Linked DNA regions of Mus musculus: region 2 is linked to region 1. Evidence: chromatin loops called from intact Hi-C (ENCODE). Cell type or tissue: left cerebral cortex. All regions are shown on one strand. Each heading gives the region's core, and the rest is flanking DNA. Links, peaks and the distances in the headings are about the cores only. Region 1 holds the start of Gm35315. Region 2 holds the start of Fgfrl1 (fibroblast growth factor receptor-like 1).

Region 1 (11,709 bases), core at 1,981-9,980:
ATAATAAATAAATAAATAATCTTTCCTTTTTAAAAAAGGGAATTACATGACTTTTAATATCACAAAGAATGCCTTATGTAAAAGAAATTACCTTACCCTACCTAAAAATTTTGAGCCCTAACAGTACATTTAAGACCCCTTTTTCTGTTTGTCAGTAAATAGCTAGTAGGCAAACCGAAGTTATTGAGAACCTAAATCATTAAACACCATCAAATAGAAAAAAATTGCTTAATTTTACTTCACATTATATATTGGGCAGTTTATAGCTATATGGTAAAATGTATAATGACATTACCAAATCATAAATAATAAAAATTATTCTATTTCTTCTAAAAGAAGAAACAAACACCAGAAGCGTTGGGGAAATGATTGGGGGAAAGGGCCACTGAACACGACCACATAGACAACTGTAAGGTAGATGACCATGGAGACAGAACTGGAAAGAAAACAGCCTAAGAAAAAGCTCAGTGTTTTTCTGTGTAGCCCTGGCTGTCCTGGAACTCACTCTGTAGACCAGGCTGGCCTAGATGTGCGCCACCACACCCAGCACAAATCACTTTTAAAGGGTTAAAAGGGGAAGAGAAACAAACACGACCATCTTTTTTAAGGGACACCAATTGGCAGGCACAACAACGTCTAAATTGTACTTCAGATTCTACCCCACGACAGTATCCTGCATACAGGTAGGCTATCTGCACCAAGTTACATTATAACATGATCTAATGTCCACATGAGATAGTGACACTTACTGGTTTTCCACAGTACAATAAAATAAGTAAAATGCTATTGTATGAATACTAATGTCATAAAGGAATCTGTTTTCCCCAGAATGAGACATGAGTTAAAGACAGACCTTAGTGGCAGGTCAGTGCTTTGAAAGAGGGTTGGAGTCCTTCCCTGTCAGGGTCTCAATGCAGCTCACCACCTGCTATTTACTAGCATAGAAACAGCAGCAGAGGGGGCTGGTGAGATGGCTCAGTGGGTAAGAGCACCCGACTGCTCTTCCGAAGGTCCGGAGTTCAAATCCCAGCAACCACATGGTGGCTCACAACCATCTGTAACAAGATCTGACTCCCTCTTCTGGAGTGTCTGAAGACAGCTACAGTGTACTTACATATAATAAATAAATAAATCTTAAAAAAAAAAAGAATACTTTAAAAAAAAAAAAAAAAAAAAAGAAACAGCAGCAGACAGGACAATGGTCAGCAAGATTCAGGGAATGGTGAAGGATATTTTCAGTTTGTAATATGAAATTTAGGTACCCAGAACCCTCAAAAGACACAACCTCATAGATAGGTAAGGAATACATGGTCTTGCGAAAAAGCCCCTGAATTCAAGAAGATAAAAATTTGTAAATACGGGACTGGAGAGATGCCTCAGCAGTTAAGAGCACTGGCTGCTCTTCCAGAGGTCCTGAGTTCAATTCCAGCAACCACATGGTGGTTCAAAACCATCTGTAATGGGACCTGATGCCCTCTTCTGGTATGTGTCTGAAGACAGCTACAGTGTATTCATATAAGTAAAATAAATAAATAAATAAATAATTTTAAAAATTAAAAAATAGTAAACACAATTTATACTTAAAAATGCAATCTTATTCATACTACGAAATATTTAAATAAAAAAAATCACAGACAGAAAAGCCAGAGGAGCCACTCAGCTCGTATTGTAAGACTTTCCATTAAAATCATATACTGTTCTTAAAGTCAGATGATTTCTACCTTTGATTTATAGGAACCATAGCCCTTTTGGTGTACGACGCTTATGTATATGTCTAAGATGCAACTTTCAGGTCATTATATTTGGCTAATGATGTTATTTTCATAGAAAGCATACTAGCTCCTTTCACTCAACTGTAAATCCTATAGAGGTCTTCATCATTCCTTTTCTATACAGTGATTATATAAGAAGTCTCCTCATTTATCTTAAAGGCACATTTGTTATATGTGTTGTGCACTACTTTTTTCACTTAAGCTTGAGAAGGTCAGTTGGCTGGGACTGGGGCAGTGCAGAGTGTGTGCAAGCCTGGGGTCCTGTTGACTAGATGTTCTATGCAGCACAGAAGACAAGGACCCACAGATGTGTGTCTTCCACACACTCACACATGAAATACATTGTTTTAAAAACAGAGGAAATTACCCTTAACTCATGAGTCTCTTAATTATACATATAAATGGAAGAAAATGATTCTTAAAGTGTCCTGGAGGATTTTTGCCACACTTACATAAGTTAAGCTTAACTATTTGGGGGGTGGGGGGGGTTGTCAAGACAGGGTTCCTCTGTATAGCCCTGGCTGTCCGGGGGAACTCTGTCAGTGTCTGTTGGCAGACTTCCCAGCCTGCTGAGCCATGGACCAATGAGAGGAGGTGCACCTGGGGCTCAAGGTGCAGAGGAGCTGAAAGTTCTATTGATCTTGGTGGAAGGAAGAGGGAGGCCCCTCTGAATAAGAAAGAACAGGTGTCCTGTGTATACTTCTGCAATTTCTTTCTGTTAGCTTGTGGCTTTGCTTCCTAAGGTACTGTGGGGGTATAAAAAGACTATAAAAAATAAACTCGGGCTGGTGAGATGGCTCAGTGGGTAAGAGCACCTGACTGCTCTTCCGAAGGTCCGAAGTTCAAATCCCAGCAACCACAGGGTGGCTCACAACCATCCAAAATGAGATCTGACTCCCTCTTCTGGAGTGTCTGAAGACAGCTACAGTGTACTTATATATAATAAAAATAAATAAATCTTTAAAAAAAAAAAAGAAAGAAAAATAAACTTGAGGATGCTGGTTGCTGCCGCAGCAGTCCTCCTAAATCTAACTCTTGGCTTTCCATCTTCTTTCTGCCCTTCCTATCTTTCATCCTCGCTTCCCTTCAGAAGCATGTTCCCCTGTTCAACGTGTGCTGGTGGGTCAAGTACAAGGAAAGAAATTAGATTCAAGGATCTCTTTCTACTCCATCCTTGTTTCTCTCCTATCTAGTGGTAGGGGGGTTGAAACTAAGGGCCATTGGGGGTGGATTAAGGGTGGAGAAAAAAAAAGAAACCATAAAGTAGCAATGACCAGCTAGGTTGGTTAATGCTAATAGAGGAGCCAGCCTAGGACAGATTTTGCATTCCACATATGCTGTCACCCTTAAGTCTCTTTTAGGTTCAGGTTCCAGGTTAGGTTTTGAACAACTTAAATACAGACTGGAGACTGCAAGTCTAGCCACTAAGACACATGGGAAATTTACACAGCAAGAGGAAGGTCCCAGACGATGAAAAACATAGGAGAAGAACGTAGAAAGTATAAAAGCTGGGGTGGGGAGGTCTTGCACAAGCTGTGTCTTATGCTAAGTAAGCTTCCTAAGAAGAATAACATCAGGCTGGAGAGATGGCTCAGAGGTTAAGAGCACTGACTGCTCTTCCAAAGGCCCTGAGTTCAATTCCCAGCAACCACGTGGTGGCTCACAACCATCCATAATAGAATCTGATATCCTCTTCTGGTGTGTGTCTGAGACAGCTATAGTGTACAAATGTATATTAAATAAATACGTTTTTAAAAGAAAAAAGAATACCCTACTTACATGGGGGAAATGGAAGGAAACAGGAGACTTCTGTGAAGTCAGCAGAAGCATCATCGAATGGGACGCACTCAGGTGAAGTCTAAACAAACACTGCTGCGCGAGGGGAACTCAATGTAAATCAGAAACACTACTGACCAAGCCTCTAGTGGCCTTGGAATTGATAACCACAGCCCCATATGGTGGGAAGTTGTGCTCTCAGAATCTGATTCAACCCCTCCCAAAGGCCCTGCCCCACACCATTACCACCAGCTCCTAAGCACATTCCAGGTTTTAGAGAAGGAGCCCTGTTTTCTCTATACCCAGGGCCTCAGGGAAAGCTCCCAAGGACTAGGCCTTAAATTGTGACTGGCTCTGCCAAGCATGTTCCTGGGTTTCAGAAGGAGTTGTGTCATTCTCCGTACACGTGGACTTCAGAGAAAGAAAGCCTTACTTGATCAGGCCAGCATTCAACACAACAGTGGTGTTTGTTTGTTTGTTTGTTTTTGTTTTTTTGGTTTTCGAGACAGGGTTTCTCTGTGTAGCCCTGGCTGTCCTGGAATTCACTTTGTAGACCAGGTTGGCCTTGAACTCAGAAATGGGCCTGCCTCTGCCTCCTGAGTTTGTTTCTTAAACTTTTCAAATGTCTGTCACCAGGTGTCATCTTGCCCATGTGGCAAAACTATGCTTTTCTCAAGAAAAAAACTGAAACTTTATGGCACACTAGGCCCTAATTAACATTGGTTATGATCCTGTAATGCCCCATTAAGCAGCTGGTTAGAGGCCTGCTCTTTGATATGGGGATGGGATTGGTGGCTGGTTGTAAATCAGGGTTGTTTCCTTTATTATGGTTTGGAGCCATATTTCTGGACAATCCTGGTGAATAAACATGTGTATCCTAACATCCTAATTTCTAACAGGCCTGGTTAGCATATTATTCATCTATGGGATGTGTTAAATGCAGTCCACCCTTAGATAAATTCTACTTAGAGTGCCTTACTATCTCCTAAGCTTTAGTAAATCCTTTACATCATCAATCCTGTACTTTTACATCACAGATTGATATTGGATTGCTACCCAGCACACAACCTCCACAAAATTAACTCCAAATGGATTGTCCACCTTAATGTCAAATGCTAACAACAGAACTTGTAGAAACTAGGACTCTCTGAGTTTGGGATCAAGCTAAAGATCTTTTTACACACAAGCCACTATTTCAAATGCTCTTCGCAGATGCAGTCCCCACAATGAAGTTATTCAGAGGCTTGGTCTAGCAATTGTCTAGGACCACAAGGGACCTCATAGGTGGCCGCACCTGACCTCATAGGTGGCCCCATCTGGCGGCCCGGGCGGGGGGGAGGGGGGGCAGGGAGGCGGGAACCCACACAGCAGCTCCCACTGCCCAGCCCCTTGCTCCTCCCGGTTGTTGGCAGTGACCCTGTGCTCACCATGCCGCAACTTTAAAGCTTGCCAGAGCGCGAGTCACAGCATCCAGAGTCAGAACAGAGGACCATTCAAGCCTGCTCAGCTACTAAGAGGAACCCTCCGCGTGGCTCGCAGAAGAACCCGCCTCCTCTTCTGACTGGCACGCCCGAAGGCTTTGATTGGCCAGTGATTCTTGAGTGACATGAGAATCTCTCTTAGGGTTAGAGTGTGCGGAAGAGACGCGATAAAGAGGTTCTCAGCCCAGGCTTCCAGTCCGGGGCCCGACCTTTTCCAGATCTACCGAGATATGCATTTATGTAACACTTGTGCCTGTCCTCCAATAGCCTACCCATCTGTCTCTCTGCGCAGCCCCAGAGAGGATTCCACCTACCACTGCTCAGCAGCCCGCTCCTCCCCTCTGTGGGCAGTGACCCTGTGCTCACCAGGTTCTGACTTCAGCCTGAGCTCCCCTCACAGCACTCAGTTGGTTCTTTCCCTTCTTACTCCGGAATCAAGGTAGATAGCTTGCATAGCCCATTACTCAATTTGCAGGGGAGTTATCAATCTGCCCAAGTGGAAGGGTGCCCAGGATATTAGCAATTAAAGAGAGATTTTAGGAAACAAGATGTTTGTTTTGTGGCTGGGACAAGCGGCTGAAATGCGCACTGAATAGCAAAGCTGGCCGGACCTATCCCAGAACTCTGCATTCTCCACCTGTTACAGGGCATGGCTGGCATACCCTGCTTTGTACCCTGAACTTTCCAGCCCAAGGGCCAGGTTTTCCCTCCACCAGAAGCTCTTTCTATGTAATCCAGACATTTTGTGCTCTTTGTCTCGGTTTCTCTGTCTCTGTGTCTCCCTCTCCCCCTCTCCCTCCCTCCCCTTCCCTTTTCCTCTCTCCACTTTTCTTCTTTCTCTCTTACCCCTCCCCATGCCCTGCATTTTTCTCTGCCTGTTTGCCTTTCTTGCTTTTTCTCTCTTTCTCCCCACACCCCTCCTCATTCTCCCTCCCCATAACGACTTCTCTGACCTCCTTGGGACTAGTGAGTCCACTAGAGAGCTGCCCTCAATAAACCTGCAAATACTCCAGTTAGACTTGGGTTGTGTCCTTCATGCTGGGCTTAGTTAAACTGCAGCTAGTTTATCACCACTAGGTGTGAGAACCCTGGGAGAAAAACAAGAAATGGATGACAAACCCTTTGGCGCAATATTGTTAGCCAGCACACCTTCCTCCGTGGGAAGGTGAACACACATTCACACGCAGAGCTGTATTAGTAAAGGTTCTCAGACGAGCAGACCTGATAGGATGAATCTATGTATGTACAAAGTGGATTTATGTCGGGCGTGGTGGCGCACGCCTTTAATCCTAGCACTCAGGAGGCAGAGGCAGGCGGATTTCTGAGTTCGAGGCCAGCTTGGTCTACAAAGTGAGTTCCAGGACAGCCAGGGCTATACAGAGGAAACCCTGCCTCGAACAAACAAACAAAACACACACACAAGTGGATTTCTTAGAATAATTTCCCGGCTGTGGTCCAGCTAGTCTATCTAATAGTGGTTTAGTCTGTGTCTCAGCTGGCCTTCAGTATATACCAGATTTCTGAAGTCGATTCCTGTTACTAATATGCTTTTCCTGTTATTATTATATTCATAATCACTAGGTATTAGTCCACCCTTTAAAGCAAATCTCTGCAGATCTACGAAGATGTACTGTCTTGTAGTGTTGTTGTAGTGATTCTATATAGACAAATAGATGACTTCTTAATTCTTAATGATGATCCTATAACAATTCCTAAAATTAGTGGGACTGCTATTAGGTCCTTTCTAATAGTCAAAACTGCAATGAGAAGAAAAAAAAAAAAAAAGCTGAGCATGGTGGCACACACCTTTAATCCCAGTACTTGGGAGGCAGAGGCAGGCGGATTTCTGAGTTCAAGGCCAGCCTGGTCTACAGCATGAGTTCCAGGACAGCCAGGGCTACACAGAGAAACCCTGTCTCAAAAAACAAAACAAAACAAAACAAACGAACAAACAAAAAACTGCAATGAGAACTTTGCCAGTCTCTGTCACCAATCACTTGCTTTTACTACTCAGAGCACATTTCAAGAGGTTGTAAAACCAAAGGTCATAAAAAGGGAACTAACAATTTATTATAGGTGCTAAGAGAGAGGATAAAATATTGACTGGGTTTATCTATACAAAACTTCACTAATAACTTAGTTATGGTTTTAAACCTTCAGTGAACCTGTGGAGCTGAGACAGGTGATGGATGTCTAGCCAGATAATCACTCCTAATGGATATGCATGTAAACATTCTCTGTTGTAAACTTCTATTTCAATTTATGATTTAAATTATGCATAAACTTGTGATGAACTTTTTTTAGCATGCGATCATGTGTTCTGAAAGATGTCTAAGTGCTGAGGACAGAGAAACATAACCGACCTGAGGAGAACCTTTTAGACAGAACGGGTTTTTTTTTTGTTTTTGTTTTTTTAACAGACAAAGGCTTGTTTTATTTTAATGACTGATCTAAGTGAGGCCACAGCCAGGCCACTATGTACAGACACGAGGCGAGGGAAGCTTTATTTCTTGGTCTCCTCCTCCTTGGACAGAGTCTTGGTGATCTCTTCCTTCTCACCTGGAGGCGCGCGTGCTTCTTAGTCTTAGACCTGCGAGCCTCAGCCTGGTCAGCCAGGAGCTTCTTGTGGGCCTTGTCTGCCTTCAGCTTGTGGATGTGCTCATGAGAATCCACTTGTTTTTGAATACATTCCCTTTGACCTTCAGGTACAGGCTGTGATACATATGGTGGTCAATCTTCTTAGATTCCCGGTATCTCCTGAGAAGCCCACGTAGGATCCTCATCCTTCTCATCCAGGTCACCTTCTCTGGCATCCTAGCGTTGGCAGTACCGTTCCTCTTCCCTATGCCCATATGCCTGCCCTTCCGTCGGGCCAAGGTGTTCTTCCGGCAGCGAGCCCTGGAACGGACAGTCACAGGCTTCTGGATGATCAGCCCAGTTTTGATCGGCTTCCTGATCTGCTGACAGGAGCTGGCATTGGCGATTTCATAGGTCTCATTGGGGTCCAACCAGACTTTCTTTTTCCCTCAGCGGAGGACACTAGAGGCAAGCCTCTTCTGTAGCCTGAGCATACTCATGGCTGCAGACGCAGCAGCGAAAAGAAAGAGTGACAGAATGCTTTTTAGTCAGACCTGAACAGAACTTTTTAGAACAGAACTGAGGATAATTTTTTAGTTAGGACAGGAGAAAACTTTTTTTTTGACAGAACTGAACTCAAGAAGAACTTAGAAGAAAAGGCATAGCATAGGGGAAAAAAGGCATTGAGAGTAAGAGTATTATTGTGACATCAGAGCAGGAGGAGAGAGCAAGGTTAGGAGGATACAGAGTGGAATAACTTAGAAACTGTAAGGTAACATAAAAAAAAACAAAAACAAAAACAAAAACTAAGAGAACAATGCGCAGAATGCAGAGGGAGAGAGGAAAAAAAAAGATGTCGCAGAGAGCAGAAGGAGCAGGCAGGCTTCTCCTTATCAGGGTTTCTCTGTGTAATCCTGGCTGTCCTGGAACTCACTCTGTAGACCAGGCTGGCCTTCCGCCTGCCTCTGCCTCCCAAGTGCTGGGATTAAAGGTGTGCACCACCACTGCCCGGCAGGTCTTTTCTTAATAACAAGGCAGGCTTAGTCTTACTAAAGGAACAAAACTTTCTTCTTACAAACTTGGGTTTAGTTCGTTTACCAGTAAAAGGGTAGATGCTCCTCCTCTTTCAGGAATAACATCAGCAGCTCCTTCAAGCCTCCTATGCCACCAACTGAGGCAACTTCTCTTTCCAAGGAACTTCAGCCCTGGTCCTGGCTCAAGACAGAAGGACCCACCTCTACATTCTGGGCCAGATGTTTGTGCTTAATGCAAGACGCAGTACAGTTTTTTGCTTTACTGAGAGCTGGGCATGGAGGCCCGAAACAATATATCTCGTTAATGGCCTTGGTTTTTGTCTAGCCTTCACTGCCGTTATCCAGGCTCCAGGCTGTGAGACCAGGATGGCTTTACAGGACCACTTCCAGAGAACCCAGCCCATAGCATTCCATAGGTGGGCAGCACCTGAAGTTCCCCAACAAGGTGGGGGCATGACTAGAGGCGGTTGTCCCCATTGACCAGAGTCCTTCTTGGGGACCTTCATTCCCGATTGTCTAAATGGTCTGGGAGATGCTCCTGGGAAAGGTGGAAGTCTTCAAATGGCTGCTGGTATCTGGCTTCAAAGGACCCTTCCTAGGCTGGACATGGAACAACTGACTAACCCAAACCCTAACCTTCCTGAAAGCACAGGAGGTCAGCTGAGAGTACAGGACATCTGCTGGGTACACAGGACACCTGCTGAGGGTACAGGACACCTTCTGGGGCACAGGAGACCTGTAGAGGGCACAGAACACCTACAGATTTCACAGGAGTCCTGCACTGGACCTGCCGGGTCAGAGAATACCTATGAGGGGACTAGACACCTACTAAGGCCCAGGGGACCTGCACTGGGCTCGGGGATACCTGCTGAGGGCACAGGACAAGTGGGTCTCAGGTGTAACCGCCTGCGGCCACACTAACTGGGTTCCTGAGTGGGAGGTCCGAGCTGTACGGAGAGAAATAATGGAGGCCAAGACATGTTTCTGTTCAAGGCCCCCAAGTTTACTAAGAGTCTGTGCTTATAAAGTGGGGAGGCCCACCCACTGCAGATCTATTCTTGATGCCCATTGCCAGCCTGTGCCATCTGCTGCACAGAACTGGTTTGGCAAGTAGGTGTAAATTACTGGATTGCTTGAAGTCTCCATCTCAAGGGCCTCTCAGCAGGTAGCAGTGTCTTGGAGTAGAGCAGAGGCAGGTGGCAGAACAATACAGCCCTCTAAGTCAGAAGGCTCCACCCCAGGTGGTCTCGTACTCAGTGGCAGCAAGGTCTGAATCAGCCTGCTTCAAGGCTGGGGGAGGTTACACTCAGGAAGCACTCAGGGGTTCCCTTGTAACATACAGGGGACTGCTTCCCTGGTTTACCATCAGCAGAGCTCTTAAGTCCTGCACAGGCCTTGGCAGGTGAAGGGGGGAGGGACTGAAAAAGGGAGGGAGGGAGAGAGGAAGGGAGGGTTGCTGGAGGCAGTGACAACCACCCAGTCCTAGACCTCTGGTGGGGGATCCTGCAGAGCCCGGGGGGGGGGGGGGGGAGGGGTAAACAGAAAAGTCTGTGAACCTTTGTGGCATGCGGGGAGCTCCTAGGCAATTCCTGGAACCCCAGGCTCAGGTCCCCCCTGTGCCCCAGTCCACACTTGCCTCTGAGCCCATCCTTCTCCAGCCTGTGTCCCTCCCCAGGCTCGAATTCCTGAAAGAGGAGGAGGAGGGGGAGGAGGAGGAGGAGAAGGAGCCTTGCTGGGCCAGGGAAACAAAAGTTTACCATCCTGTGGCTTTAAAACCACAGCTGGTTAGGATGAAAAGAGTAGATGCCTGGCAGTTTGGCTCTGGAGCCAGGGCAGAGGAATGCAGGGCCTGTAAGGGCTTGACCCTGGAAGGGAAGACCCATCACAGAGCCTTTGGGAACAGCAGCTCCTTGTGGTAGGTTAGAAGAGAGGTTGAACCCTTATTAAAAGTAGATTTCAAAAAAGGTTATGCCTACACACGCATGACTTAACTGCGCTGGCAGTGGAGTCTGATCTGGTGCTTGGTAAGAGAGGGGAAGGGACAAGGGAGGGAGGGAGTCCTCGGGACACGGTGCCTCAGTTTCCCCTCGCCCCAGCTGCCTCGGTGGCCCCCTCCCTTCTAGCTGCCTCAGTTTTCCCCTCTGTATCTCAGATGCTAGCCTGCCCGGCCTGCCAGGATTATGGCTGAAGAATGAGCCAGTCAGAGTTGGTCCCCACCCCACCCCTAATGCAGGGACTAGAGCCGAGCAGGGTAGGAAGAGTGGGTGAAGTCTGCCGCTCAGTGCATAAGAACGTGTTGACCGTCCCAGAGCACACAGTAGGCACCGAAGGTATGCATGCATGTGTCCTGACTATGCGTGACATCACAGCGGCCACGCCCCTGCAGGGGACAGAGTCTTTTGGGGGAGGGAGCTCGGGCCACAGACTCGCTAGTGGGACAGCGTGGACTTTGGTGCTCCCCCTCCTCCGTCTCACGTGAACACCCGCGGGGTGCCGGGACCGCAGGTCAGTGACTGAACAGGGTCACAGGTGGGAGGTGGGGGTGGGGTGGGGTGGAGAATATAGGTCTGAGGGCCACACTGGGATGGGGAAGGAAGTTCTGATCCCAGGGTCACGGAGGTGGGGGTGAGAGTATGGGTCACGTGGTGGGAGCGAGGGTCCTGAGGTCACACGGGTTGGGGGATGGAGCATGGGCCCAGGAGTCACCCGGGGGTGGAAATGCGGGTCCAGGGGACACACGGCGGGGGAGAGTGGGGGTCACGGGGTAGAACATGGGTCCAGGGGTCACCCAGGGTTGGAATGCGGGTTCCCTGGGCACAAGGGGTGGGGAGTGCGGGTCCCTAGCACAGCTCAGCAGGCCCATAGTCACAGGCCTCCTGCCTCAGTTTCCCCACTAGCTCCATCTTGTTCAGTCCTGCCATGTCCACCCATGGCCCTGCCCCGCCCCTTCACGGAGCCTTGCCCCCCCCCCCCGACTCATTGCGCCCTGTGCTCTTCCTCCCCCTCCCCACCCGCCGCAGCTGCAGCTCCCATGGGAGACCAGGCAGACTGGATGTCGCAGCTGTGCCC
Region 2 (11,709 bases), core at 2,169-10,168, 1.4 Mb before region 1:
AGAAGGATCCGGTTGTCTGAGTGAATTCTTGCCGGCGAGATACTAGCTCGGGCGAGAAGGGTTGTCCCTGTGTACATCAGGAAGGAAATATCACCATCCTCCTTGCCACAGTATGTGCATGCAGGGTATAGTCCAGGTCCCTCTTCAGTACTTTTGAATCCTGTACATACTTACTCTCACAGCACAGACCTCAGGCCCTTGGTACTCTAGGCAGTTAAGGTAGGAATGTCTGAGGAGAGCAGCTTACTGATTCGCTCTCCATGGCTTGCTCAGCTTGCTCTCTTATAATACACAGGTCCACCTGCTCAGAGATGGCAGTATCCACAGGGGGTTAGGTCCTCCCACATCAATCAGTAATCAAGAAAATGCTCCTCAGACTTGTCTACAAGCCAATCTGATAGAGTCCATTCCTCAGTTGAGCTTTCTTCTTCACAGATGACTCTAGCTTGTGTCAAGTTGACAAAACCTAATCTTGACAGAAGGTCTATGTCATAAAGCCTCTCTGGCCCTGATGACTGGGGCATAGTTGGAGCACCTAAGCCAGAAGGGCACTACCTTGGCTTGGAGTTCTCAGCATATAAATCTTGGCTAATACTGCCTCCCTTCCCCTTTCTCCCATGTGGATGGTGACACACCAGGATTTAGGGCTGTGGGGAGGTCTGATTGTGGCATGGCAGTCCTTCAGGGGTCCAGGGCTTGTCTTCCTCAAAACTTGCATCCGTTCTGGGTCCATCCCTTGAATGTTCCCCATCCTCAGCTCTTTGTCTAGACATTACCATGCTGGGTGATACCTGCCTGCCCTGCTCTCGGGGATGGGCTCAGCTCTAGGTCAGAATCCTGTAGCCCCCATTCAGGGAATCTACTTAGTCTCATACAGGATAGAGACAAAGTGTAGGATATCAGTGACTAGAGACCCTTCCTCACTAAGGCTAAGGCTGAGTCAGGAACAATTCCCCAGCAATTTTGTGTCACCGGACCCCATTCACTGGTCCTTTATGACCCCACAGAACCCTTGTTCATGGGGCCTTGGTATCCAGATTTCTGGACAGAAATTCCACCAGATCAAGTGCTACCTGGGGGTGGGCATTGAGACTGTACACTCCTGCCCATGCCTGAACCACTGCCAGGTGAATAGAAAAACAGCTTTAGGAAGTACCCTGGCCAGTGGCTCTGGCAGAGCTGGGTCTGAAAAGACTCTCCTACCTATCAATATGCAAACTAGAGTGAGGTTTACTTAGTACCTGTGGCTCCTCCCAGCACCTCTTATTTCACCCCTACCCTAAACTTCTTTAGCCTAGGGGTTACTTCACCCCTACCCTAAACCTCTTTAGCCTAGGGGCTGAGCGTCTTTGCTTCTCTCCCCACAGCTTCTCTTTCTTATAATATCCTGCCATTTTGGCCACGTGTTCTCTTGGCCTCATGCTCTTGGTCCAATTGCCATATCTCCTCTTCCTTTCTCGCTCTGCGCTCGCTCTCCCGGGGACTGGTTCAGCCTGGACCCTTCCAGAGGCCACTGCTTGAACTCTCCCTCAGATCTACAATAAAACATCTCCTCAGCCGCACCTTGGAGTGGTCAAGTCCTCACTTTTATTGAGGGTGTTATATTAGTTAATTTTCGATTGCTACAATAATACACCATGGCCTAGGCATCTATGGAAGAGTTTATTACGGCTTATATTTTCAGAGGGATGAAGGTTCATTATGGCAGGAAGGCAGAGGAGTAAGAAGTAGGCATAGTCCTAGGAGCAGGAAACAGATCTCAAACAGACACACAAATCAGAGAGAGTGAGCTGGAAGTAGGGTGAGGGCATAAACTCTCAAAAGCCTGCCTCCAGTAGAGTAGTTACTCTAGCAAGGCTGCACCTCTTTGTGATCCTCCCCAAATGACACCACCAACTGAGGACCAAGTATTCAAATGTCTGAGCTTATAAAGAAAATTTCTAATTCAAACCGCCACATTCCATCCTCTGGGCCCCATCAGCCCGTGGCCATATCATGATGCAAAACACATTTAACCCAACTTCCCAAAGTTTTTTTTTTTTTGTTTTGTTTTGTTTTTTTTAAATATCTAATACTGTTAACCCAGAGTCTCTTCTGAAATGCAAAACAATTTCAAAATCAAAAAGTAATGTTATATACACATATGTATGTATATATGTATGTATGTGCCAACTACAAGGATATAATATACATTACCATCCCAAAGGGGAAGAATGGGGTATAGTGGGAAAATGCTGGACCAAAGTAAGGCTGAACCCTAGTAAGGAAAACTAAGTCCTGTAGACTTTAGTTTTTTTATTTTTTTATTTAAATTTTTTTTTTTTTTTTTTTTTTTTTTTTTTTTTTGGTTTTTCGAGACAAGGGTTTCTCTGTGTAGCCCTGGCTGTCCTGGAACTCACTTTGTAGACCAGGCTGGCCTCAAACTCAGAAATCTGCCTGCCTCTGCCTCCCCAGTGCTGGGATTAAAGGCGTGCGCCACCACACCCGGCTAGATTTTAGTTTTAAAGGGCTTAGATTTCTCAGCTTCTCTGACTTTGCTGCTGCAACATACATCTCTCTTTTGGGGATGGTTCCAAATCCTGCCTGTAACTCTTCTTGACAGATGCCTCATGGCTTAGCATCTCTCACATTCTGGGGTTTCCATAGCAACCCAGCTTCACTGTCACAGCCTCATGCAGTGGCCTCTCAGGGCTTTCAGAGGACTCCCAAACACTGCCTGGCCTCAGTCGGGAATAAAGCTGCTGTGGACACCTGTGCATGTGCCTTCATTTCTGTTGGTCGTGGGTCTGGGAGTATGATGGCTACAGCATATATTAGATAGAACCCATGAGGCATTTCCACAATGGTGGTGTCACATTACACACTCAGCTAGCACGAGTGTCAGCCATGTTATATTTGCTGCTGTGATGGATCTTTCTATCGTGATCTTCTATCTCGACAGGCACATACAAGGCATGGTGGACGCAGAAGTGTCCATACAGCTCGCCTTGTCCTTTACAAATATTGAATGTTCTGCTTCCTCCCTCCAATCTTATCTCTCGCTCTTCTCTGTTTTCGATGTAGGGTCTCACCGTGTAGCCTAAGTTGGCCTCAAACTCATAATCCTCTTGCCTCAGCAAGGCATCACAGGTGTGTCCCACCACTTCCTTGGATATTCCCTGTGATTCTGCACTCAGCAAGGATCACAGGTGGACTGAACAGGAGCATCTGGTTCCTGATTTTAGGGAAAATTAGTTATCTTTCAGTTATGTGTGAGGCTGATTATAGGTTTTTTGGGTTTTAGGGGTTTTTTTTGTGTGTGTGTGTGTGTGTGTGACCTATTTATCTATTTATTTATTTATTTTTACATTTTTATTTATGTTGGTAGCTACCTTTTGCCAAGCTAAGGAAATGCTCTTCTGTCCCTAGTCAGAGGACAGTCCATTCTAGGAGTCAGGAAGGGGTGCTGAGCCTGTCTTGTGCTTTTCTGTGTCACCGTGGCCATCACCTTGCCTTTTGCTTTTTGGAGGCAAAGTCAGTTTTGAAGCTGGAGAGAGGTCTTCCCCGCCCCTGCCCCCAAAATCTGGACATTTTATGCATTTTATTGCAGGTGTTTAGAATATTTATATTTACTATCATTATAGATAAAATTGGGTGTATATCTGACATCTTGTTGTCTTCTATTTTCTCATTTGTTCTTTCTTCTCTGGGATGATTTTTCTCACCTTTGCCCCTGTGTTACTCCATTATATGAAATTGTCTGATGGTTTAGAGAATTTAGACTAAACTTGCGTTTTAAGATGGGTTTTTTTTTTATAAAGTACTTCATTTAGAATTTGAAGATTTATTTATTTATTTATTTATTTATTTATTTATTATATGTAAGTACACTGTAGCTGTCCTCAGATACTCCAGAAGAGGGAGTCAGATCTCATTACAGATGGTTGTGAGCCACCATGTGGTTGCTGGGATTTGAACTCCTGACCTTCGGAAGAGCAGTCGGGTGCTCTTACCCACTGAGCCATCTCACCAGCCCAGATGGGGTATTTCTATATTGCCCAGACCCCAGTCTGAACTCTGATTCCCCAGCCATTCTTTTGGTGTAGACACTGGAGTTGTTAGGACAAGAATGACATCAAACTCTGCTTCCTGCTAAGCCTTTTAGCCTGTTTGCAGTCTAGCTTCAATTCATATTACTTCATAAGCAGAAAATAATTACATTCTATTTCCATTGTCTGCAGAGTTTGTGCTATTGCGATTGCATGTTTTAAATTTTCATATGTGTGGGGTATGGTCACTCCACCCAGCCATCTTCCTGTGCTTTCTTTGCACAGTTCTGTTGCATTCAAGCCCAGCAACCCTTGCTTTGACAATTATCCACCATCTTAATTTCAAGAGCTTAATTCCATACATAGAAATTAGATTTGTGGGGCTGGAGAGATGGCTCAGTGGTTAAGAGCACTGACTGCTCTTTCAGAGGTCCTGAGTTCAATTCCCAGCAACCACATGGTGGCTCACAACCATCTGTAATGGGATCCGATGCCCTCTTCTGGTATGTCTGATGACAGCTACAGTGTACTCATAGACATAAAATAAATAAATACTTAAAAAAAAAAACGAAATTAGATTTGTAGTTGCAAGATATTTTTCTCCCATGATTGTATTCAACGTCTCCATTTTCTTTGTAGCACCCCATCTTCCATACTCACAGGCTCCCTCTACAGTCCAGGTTGTCCTATGTAACTCATGAACCCTCAGCCTCAGTCTCCTGAGTACTGGGGTGACTGGCCACTCCTGGCTTTCTGCAACAGAAATAATCACCGAAAACATGTGATGTTTCTACTTTCTAAGTCTGCTACCTGTTGCTTCTGTCCACCTTCCCCATCTGAGCTATAACTCCACATTTCTTTTCCTGGACATCTGGAATTATGCTGAATATTTCTATTTCTGCACATGCTTCTGGGATATGGCTGGGTCACTTGGAAGCTGGGGGATCCTCTGGGTCTCATTTTCACACATCATCAGGAAGGGGCAGAACTACTTGGTCTGGGTGAGTCTCCCCCACTTCAACTGAGGAAAGCTTATTTTTAGATTCTAGCAACTGCACTTGAACTTCGGGGTCTGACTTGGGCTGTGGACACTGTCTGACTGAACGCAGTGTTTCCTGTTCTAGAATTTTCCACGCTTGTTTTCTCTGTCCTTTCTGGAGGCCCTCGGTGCTGGATGGGGTTCTCTTCTTAAGTCTCTGGAAATCAGTGGATTTTTGTCCTCTTGCCCTCTAACTTGCATCTCACCTGGGCTCTGCCTTGGGCTGTTGAGGACAGTTGTTGGCAGCCATCTCCCGAGAAGTGCCTGTCTCATGTCTTCAGTGGCTTCCACACATATTTGTCACTGTTAATTATTTCAGGTGAGAGTACAAATCTAATCCTTACTACAGTTCAGTTTTCTGCAGGTCTCTTTAGCGGCATATGCACTTTTCAGCCTCTGCAGCTGATCCTGAGCTATCCTCAGTACGGTTGATTGTCTACCTTGTTCAGCCGCACTTCCAGACCATCACAGAGCCTGGTCTTACCAGGGCTCAGAGAATGAGGATCACAGAGAATTAGGAACCGCAGAGTTTACCTCTGCTGGCAGATGCTGCAAACAAACTTGTGATGCTCTGGAGTGGGATTGTCGAATGGACAGGGAATGGCCAACGGCCTAGGTTTCACTTTTAAAGGGGCAGGGCTTGCAACTCCGGTTTCGGGTTCCAAAGAGCAGTGAGGCGAGCCTAGCCAGGTTCCAAAGCTGCGCAGCGGTTTCCGGACAGCAGGAGTGGATACCCTGTGAGCACCGGGCAGGACGTGGAGGGGCGGGGCGGGGCTGGGGTGGTAAATTCCCTCCATAGCTGCCTAACCTATCACCTCCGCCAGGGGGCAGCGTGTTCTTTCACCGGGCAGGGGTAAGGAGTGGAGAACCTGGGCAGGTGGGCCACAGGGAACAGGTGCGGGGGCTGGGGGCTGGGGGCTGGGGGGGGGGGGGCGGCGGTCTCTTCAGCAGGGAACATATAAGGTGAAGGAGGCTGGAGGTGGTGACCAGGGGTTTAGGGCCTAGTGGCCAGGCAGAAGGGAAGCATAGAGTAGTGTTTCTCCCTTCCTGGCACACCTGTACTGACACACCTGTCTTTGAACAAGCCTCACTCACCTGTGGTCTCTGCACCTTCCCGTCTAACTTCAATCCATTGCCTACCTTTTTCTGCCCATTGGGCTCATTTGCTTTTAACCTCCCCACACTACAGAGCCACCTCCACACACAACTGCTCTTGGTTGGCAGCAACACAATGTTGTTGCACTACATGCTTCGGTGGCATCTCCTCACAAAACTTTCTGTGGAGCCAGGACCTACTCAGACTAGTCAGGACCCACTCTGTCTGTTTTAAATGCTTTCTGTGACCCCAGTACTAGCCCAAATTCTCTGGTAGCCCAGAGAAAGTTCCATGGGCTGCTTCTGAGACACAGCGTTGCAGTTGAGATGGGTACTTGGACCTTCATGCAGAGGAGACAAGGTTCACCTCCATTTGCCCACACTAGCCCAGAAACAGAATTTGGGGCTAGGAACACTAGGCTATTCCTCGGTTTCATTTTTCTCTGACAGGCTTCCGGAAAGAGGGGGTGCTTCTTAGCTTAGAGAAGAAAAGTTGTTTGGATCAGGGTCCTTGAAAGCGGAGCTTAGGAGTGGTCTCTTGGGAGGCACTACCGGGGCGTCAAAAATTATGGGATTTATGTTGAGAAAACTGGCAAGACTCATGTTTTGATGAATTTTGGCTCTGGTGAGTGAGGGTAGGCAGGAAGCTGTCTGGAGAGATCGCGGGGGATGGATCAGGATGCTGCTGAAGGGAGCTAGTGAGGTTTGGGAAACTCACCAGTCTTTCTGTTTGATGGGTGCAGGGGTACAGCAAGACACTTGCTAAGTAGCAAAGACAAAAGGGTGTGTTGATTACTATCACAAAGCAGGTGAGGTGCAGAGAAGTATCCAGGTGGGCTGTAGGACCCTCTCAGCCTTCCTAAGGTCCTAGGTACAACTAGATGCTCAAGTCAGGGCTTCGTTGGACTCCAGCACTGGAGATCTGCGCCATCTCCCCCCCCCCCCCCGCACCTTACCCCCCCACCCCCACCCCCCCACCCCCCGCCCTCAAACCAGAGCAGCACAGCGGCCTCTCTACTCACAAAAGCTCGAAGGTTCCGTTCAGCTCCCTTCCTCCTGTTTAAAGCCGGGAGTAGAGACAGTGCAGTAACGGCCAGCTCTGGGGGCCAGGGGCCTAGCTGGTGCAGATACCGAGTGGGCTCCGCGGCCATCAGCTGGTCTTCAGGCTAGCGGGACCGCGCGTTCCCAGAGCCCAGGGGCGGGGGCGCGGCGAGGCAGGGCCGACTGGGCGCGCTCCGGGGAGCCGCCAGCCTGAAGGGCAGAAGCACTGCGAGGGTTAAGCAGCGAGCCTGGCGGGCACGTGTGCGGATTGGAGCAAAGTTTCGGGGAGGGGCGGGGAACGGGGCGGACTGGGGCTCGCAGATTGGCCGGAAGTTGTGCGGGGCGGAGCTCAGGGCTGCTCCGCGCTCGCTCCGGGAGAGTTGACAAAGCCCCGCAGGGAAGGACGCCTCGCGGCGCGGCGCCCCGGGCCCCTCGCCCCGCCGCCCCTCTTCCCCGCCCTCGCCAAGCCTCGCCGTTTATCCGCGCGGACAGCGCGCCCCGCGCCCCAGCCCGGCCCCAGCCGCCAGCGCCCAGGTAGCGCCGCCCCGCCCAGGCCGGGCCCGGGGGCGCGGGGGGCGGGATGCGGCGCCCGGGGCAGCGATGACCGCGTCGCGCTGCTCAGGGGCCCGGCTCTGACCCCGTTGCCTGCTGCGCGCCCCCGCGCTGATCCCTGTCGAGGTGAGCCGGGCTGTACGTCCGCGACCCCCGGAGGGAGGGCTGGAATGGGTTAGAGTGCGGGGCGCGAAGGGCAGGGCCGCGATCACTGTGCGGGGCGGGAGCCGGGCTCGCGCCGTAGCTGCTCCTGTGGGGCCCGCGGCCCTGCCCCGCGCCCCGCCCCCCCTTGAGCCCCACGTGGGCCCCCCAGCGCAAATTTGTCCGCTAATGGCGCAGGCGATTATCTGCGGGGCCGCTCGGTGTTGTGTGTCCCGCGGGCAGGGCCCGAGTTACAAGCGCCAGGAATCCAGACGGTGTTTGGAAAGGGGGCGGCGGGGGCGGCTGGTAATTAGTGTAAACCCTTTGTCTGCCTTTGATACGCTCAGCGTCTACGCGCCTCGCTTCCTTTGCCTGGAGCTCGGCGCCGAGGGGGGCCGGACCCTGGCTCTGCGGCCGCGACCTGGGTCTTGCGGGCCTGAGCCCTGAGTGGCGTCCAGTCCAGCTCCCAGTGACCGCGCCCCTGCTTCAGGTCCGACCGGCGAGATGACGCGGAGCCCCGCGCTGCTGCTGCTGCTATTGGGGGCCCTCCCGTCGGCTGAGGCGGCGCGAGGTGAGTCCTGGCGCCCAGTCTGGCGCTTTGGCCTCTGCAGCGCCGCCCCTTTCCCACCAGCCCTGAACTCTGCCACACAGTGCCCGCCTGGCACACTCCTCCCCTCCCTGTCTGCTCCATCGCAGCAGATCCTCCCCCCAACCCCCATCCTTAACCTGAAGTACTGTCGGTTTTACATGCCTCTACCTCACTCTTGGGGTTACCTAGTCACAATCAGATACCCCCAGCTCACCCTCTTTGGCTGACACCTCATGTAAAGGGCCCCAGAATCATTTGACTGTTGGCCTTGCCTAGGTCCTTTCCAGGACAGCCTCATAATCTTGCATAAACACACTTTCAGGTGCATATCTAGATGGAGAGCAGGTGGTTGTCACCCCTCCCCCAGATTCTTGGGGAGTGGACTCTTTGTGGGAGCAGAAAACCTAATTGGGTCCCTGGGAACTTGCAGAGACTCACACAGTGCCTAGCTGAATATAGAGAACATTGGTGATATCTTGGTGATTGGAGCTCGCTCTGATCCAGCCCTCAGCTGACCCAGCTCTGGACCCTTGGCTTGCTTATCAATTACAGGTAGCATAGTCTACCATCTGGGAGTCCCCAGAGCACAGAACATCACTACAGTAAAGGTGGAAGATCTTAGACCACAGGGTCACACACTATGTTGTTGCAGGATACACCACACTATGGCTTGGCTACATCACTCGTCTTCTGGGGAGCTCTGCCCTAGACCTAGCCCTGGCAGAGGGCACCCAGAGCTGATGGGTGATACATGCCCGTAGATTTTTGGCCACTGTGTTCCAGTGTCACGGGGCACAGTGCTGGGCTCCCCTATGGTTAGGCAGGACTGATGGCCAGGCGGGCCCTTTGGGTGTGTTGGCCACTCAGGACTGTCCTTGCTCTGTCCACCAGTCCTCTGAGGCTTCGCATCTCCTCCCCCCGCCACTAGCGCGGGCGCACTGAGCCCAACCTGGCCTTATATGGCCACGTTTGGTGTTGGGCGGCGGGTGGCGGCCCAGGTGGGCCTTATGCCACTATAACCCCCCTTCTTCTGCTTGGGGACTGGCTGGCTGGAGGGTGGGGGCTGTCCAGGCACAGCTGGGCTGGACAGTGTCCTGGGCATGTAGGCACTTGGGCCATGCTGGGTGAGTTGTCTCTTCACCCTCCCCCCCCCCCCAACTGGTGGCCCAGTCTATGATTGGTCTTTTATCTGTTTGGATACACCCCATCCCTGCACCTGCCTCTTCTTTGGCTGCTCAGCAAAGGAGGCTCTGAAGGCTCCTGCCCTGCCATGATCACTGGCTGGAGCTTCAGGCAGATTGATGGGTGGCAGTGGGCAGCAGCACTACCTTTTGGTGACGGTCCTAGAGGGTCCACTGTTTCTGCCTTTGTCTCCCTTGGCCACAGTCCTGGGACTGTGCCTTGTATCTGACCCTGGCTGTGCTAGTGAAGGCCTTTGGCCAGCACTAGGAAGCTGGAAAGATCTGCCTTCCAAGGGCAAGGGCCCTGTGGTTGGGGTGGAAGAATGGCGTTTCCTGAGTTATGCTGACTTCTCCCTTCAGGCACAATCTGGACTGGAGGGGCTAAGCTATTCCAAATGCATTCCTTCTCCAGTGGTTCTTCGTGAGTAGGCCCAATTTTGACCTTAAATTGGGCCAAAGAACTGCGTGTAGAGTTTGGGCTGTTTTGAAAGCTATTTCCCTGGGGTGTCACAGTTTTTGGAATCTGTACATCTCTAGATTGGGATCATATTTTAAAAGTTCCCCTTTGCCCAAAGTTTCACAATGCAGTGAATTTGCCCTAAGATACTTCCACCCACCCCCTTTGAAAAAAAGACAAGGTTTGGTTTAGTCCATCCCGTTTCTCACAGTTAGAATGTAAGTTTCAGAACAGAATACCATTCTCAAAGATAAGTCTAGAAGTGAAGTGCCACCTCTGGGACCAGCCTCTGAGCAGCCAGCTTAGGAGTCTTCTCTGTCTTTTGGACCCAGTCTTTGGGTTTGGAGTGAGCTGGCCCTGATGGACAGTCGGGGTGCCTGCCATGGCTGTACAGTGCAGCAGTTTGCCCAGAGTCCTGTGTTGTAGAGAAGGATGTGTATGTGGTGCTGTGGAGATGATGATTGGCCATTTGTGTGGAGCTGACCCTGGCTTTTAAACAGTCTGTAGGAGGCCTCTTTTCTTCACAGGCTGTGGCCGATCAGAGTGTGGCTGGAGTGAGGTAGATGTTCGGGAGCCAGGCCTAGCCCCTGTGAGGTAGGGATGTGGGCCAGCCTCCCATTCACATCTGGGGCCCTATTCCTGGAAGGGAAAATAAATCACTGTCCCCCTGGGGGCGGGGAGGGAGCTGTGAACAAAGTCGCCTTTGGCTAGGCCTGGAAATACCGACCACAGGCTCCTTTATCCTTTGTGCAGGATCAATGGGCCTCTGGGCTCTCAGAGTTGCCTTTCAGTCAGCCTGCCCTGTGCTGTGGCCCTTACTAGGGAAATGTTGGTTTTTCCCCAGCTGAGGCCTCTAGTCTCTGGTTTTCCTGGCCTTGGCTCAGTCTTTGCTGGTAGTGCTGGGGGCAGTTGGCTGTGGCCCAACAGCCTCATTTCCCCTACTGGCCACCTGCCCTCTTTATAGCCAGAACCTGATGCTTGGTCCATAGTGGCCTCTTCTCCCTCATTTTGCCTTAATGTGGTGACCCCAGAATGCATAGGGGGTAAGGTGTGTCTAAGCCCCTGTTTCCGTCCTTCATAGGTACCTTCCTCTGCCTGCTACCTGCTCTTCTAACCAGTACTCTTGCCTATATTTCAAGGTGGAGGAGAGCAAAGGGTTCCTGAGAATGGGGTAGGAGGAGCTAAGAGCCCCAGGCTGGGGTGCAAACAGAGTAGGCCTGTGGTAGGTGTAGTCTGTGTAGGCTTAGGAGAGGTAGAAGGTAGACAGAGGGTGCATGCCATTGGATAGCTGCAAAAAGCAAGGGCTTCCCACTGAGCAGGAAGTACAACTCCTCTTTGCACCAGGAGTTTATTTCCCGAGAGATTTGTATGAACTGCCTAGGGTCTGTAGAGCTAGTGGTGGTGCCGCTAGAAGTAGGTGGGAAGGGGGCCATCTGCTGTTCTGGCTCAGGTGCGATGCTGGATGGTAGGAGAAGGTTCCAGCCCCCGACTGGCCTGGTGCCCTACAGGAAACATGGACACCAGGCCAGAGCCTTCTACTGAGCTGCCCCTATATGCCTTGCAGCCTATCTTCCAGCTTCTGGGAG

The links. Peaks named below come from ENCODE experiments on the same cell type or tissue, not always from the same donor. Only the 100,000 strongest peaks of a DNase experiment are listed, where the experiment ranks them.
Region 2: a loop joins it to region 1, with 2.7 times the contacts of the local background. A loop is called at or near these places in 2 of 42 quality-filtered maps.

What each region holds. Positions count from the first base shown.
Region 1 is chr5:110,089,356-110,101,064 of GRCm38, forward strand. It overlaps Gm35315, which reads right to left and starts at 5,443. Exons shown (of 6, transcript XM_017321231.2): 1 at 4,976-5,443; 2 at 3,552-3,641. The coding sequence starts at 4,978. It overlaps Plcxd1 (phosphatidylinositol-specific phospholipase C, X domain containing 1), which reads left to right and starts at 10,614. Exons shown (of 8, transcript NM_207279.2): 1 at 10,614-10,664; 2 at 10,793-10,970; 3 at 11,661-11,709. The coding sequence starts at 10,832. It also overlaps the pseudogene Gm46940. In left cerebral cortex, for the core only: a CTCF peak has its summit at 6,109; DNase peaks (open chromatin) are centred at 5,117 and 9,741; H3K4me3 peaks cover 1,143 bases; H3K27ac peaks cover 1,179 bases.
Region 2 is chr5:108,686,652-108,698,360 of GRCm38, forward strand. It overlaps Fgfrl1 (fibroblast growth factor receptor-like 1), which reads left to right and starts at 7,578. Exons shown (of 7, transcript NM_054071.2): 1 at 7,578-7,881; 2 at 8,244-8,467. The coding sequence starts at 8,401. It overlaps Gm42151 (predicted gene, 42151), which reads right to left and starts at 7,415. Exons shown (of 2, transcript NR_168910.1): 1 at 7,185-7,415. In left cerebral cortex, for the core only: CTCF peaks have their summits at 4,709 and 5,886 (motif pointing right); DNase peaks (open chromatin) are centred at 2,628, 7,453 and 8,316; H3K4me3 peaks cover 2,352 bases.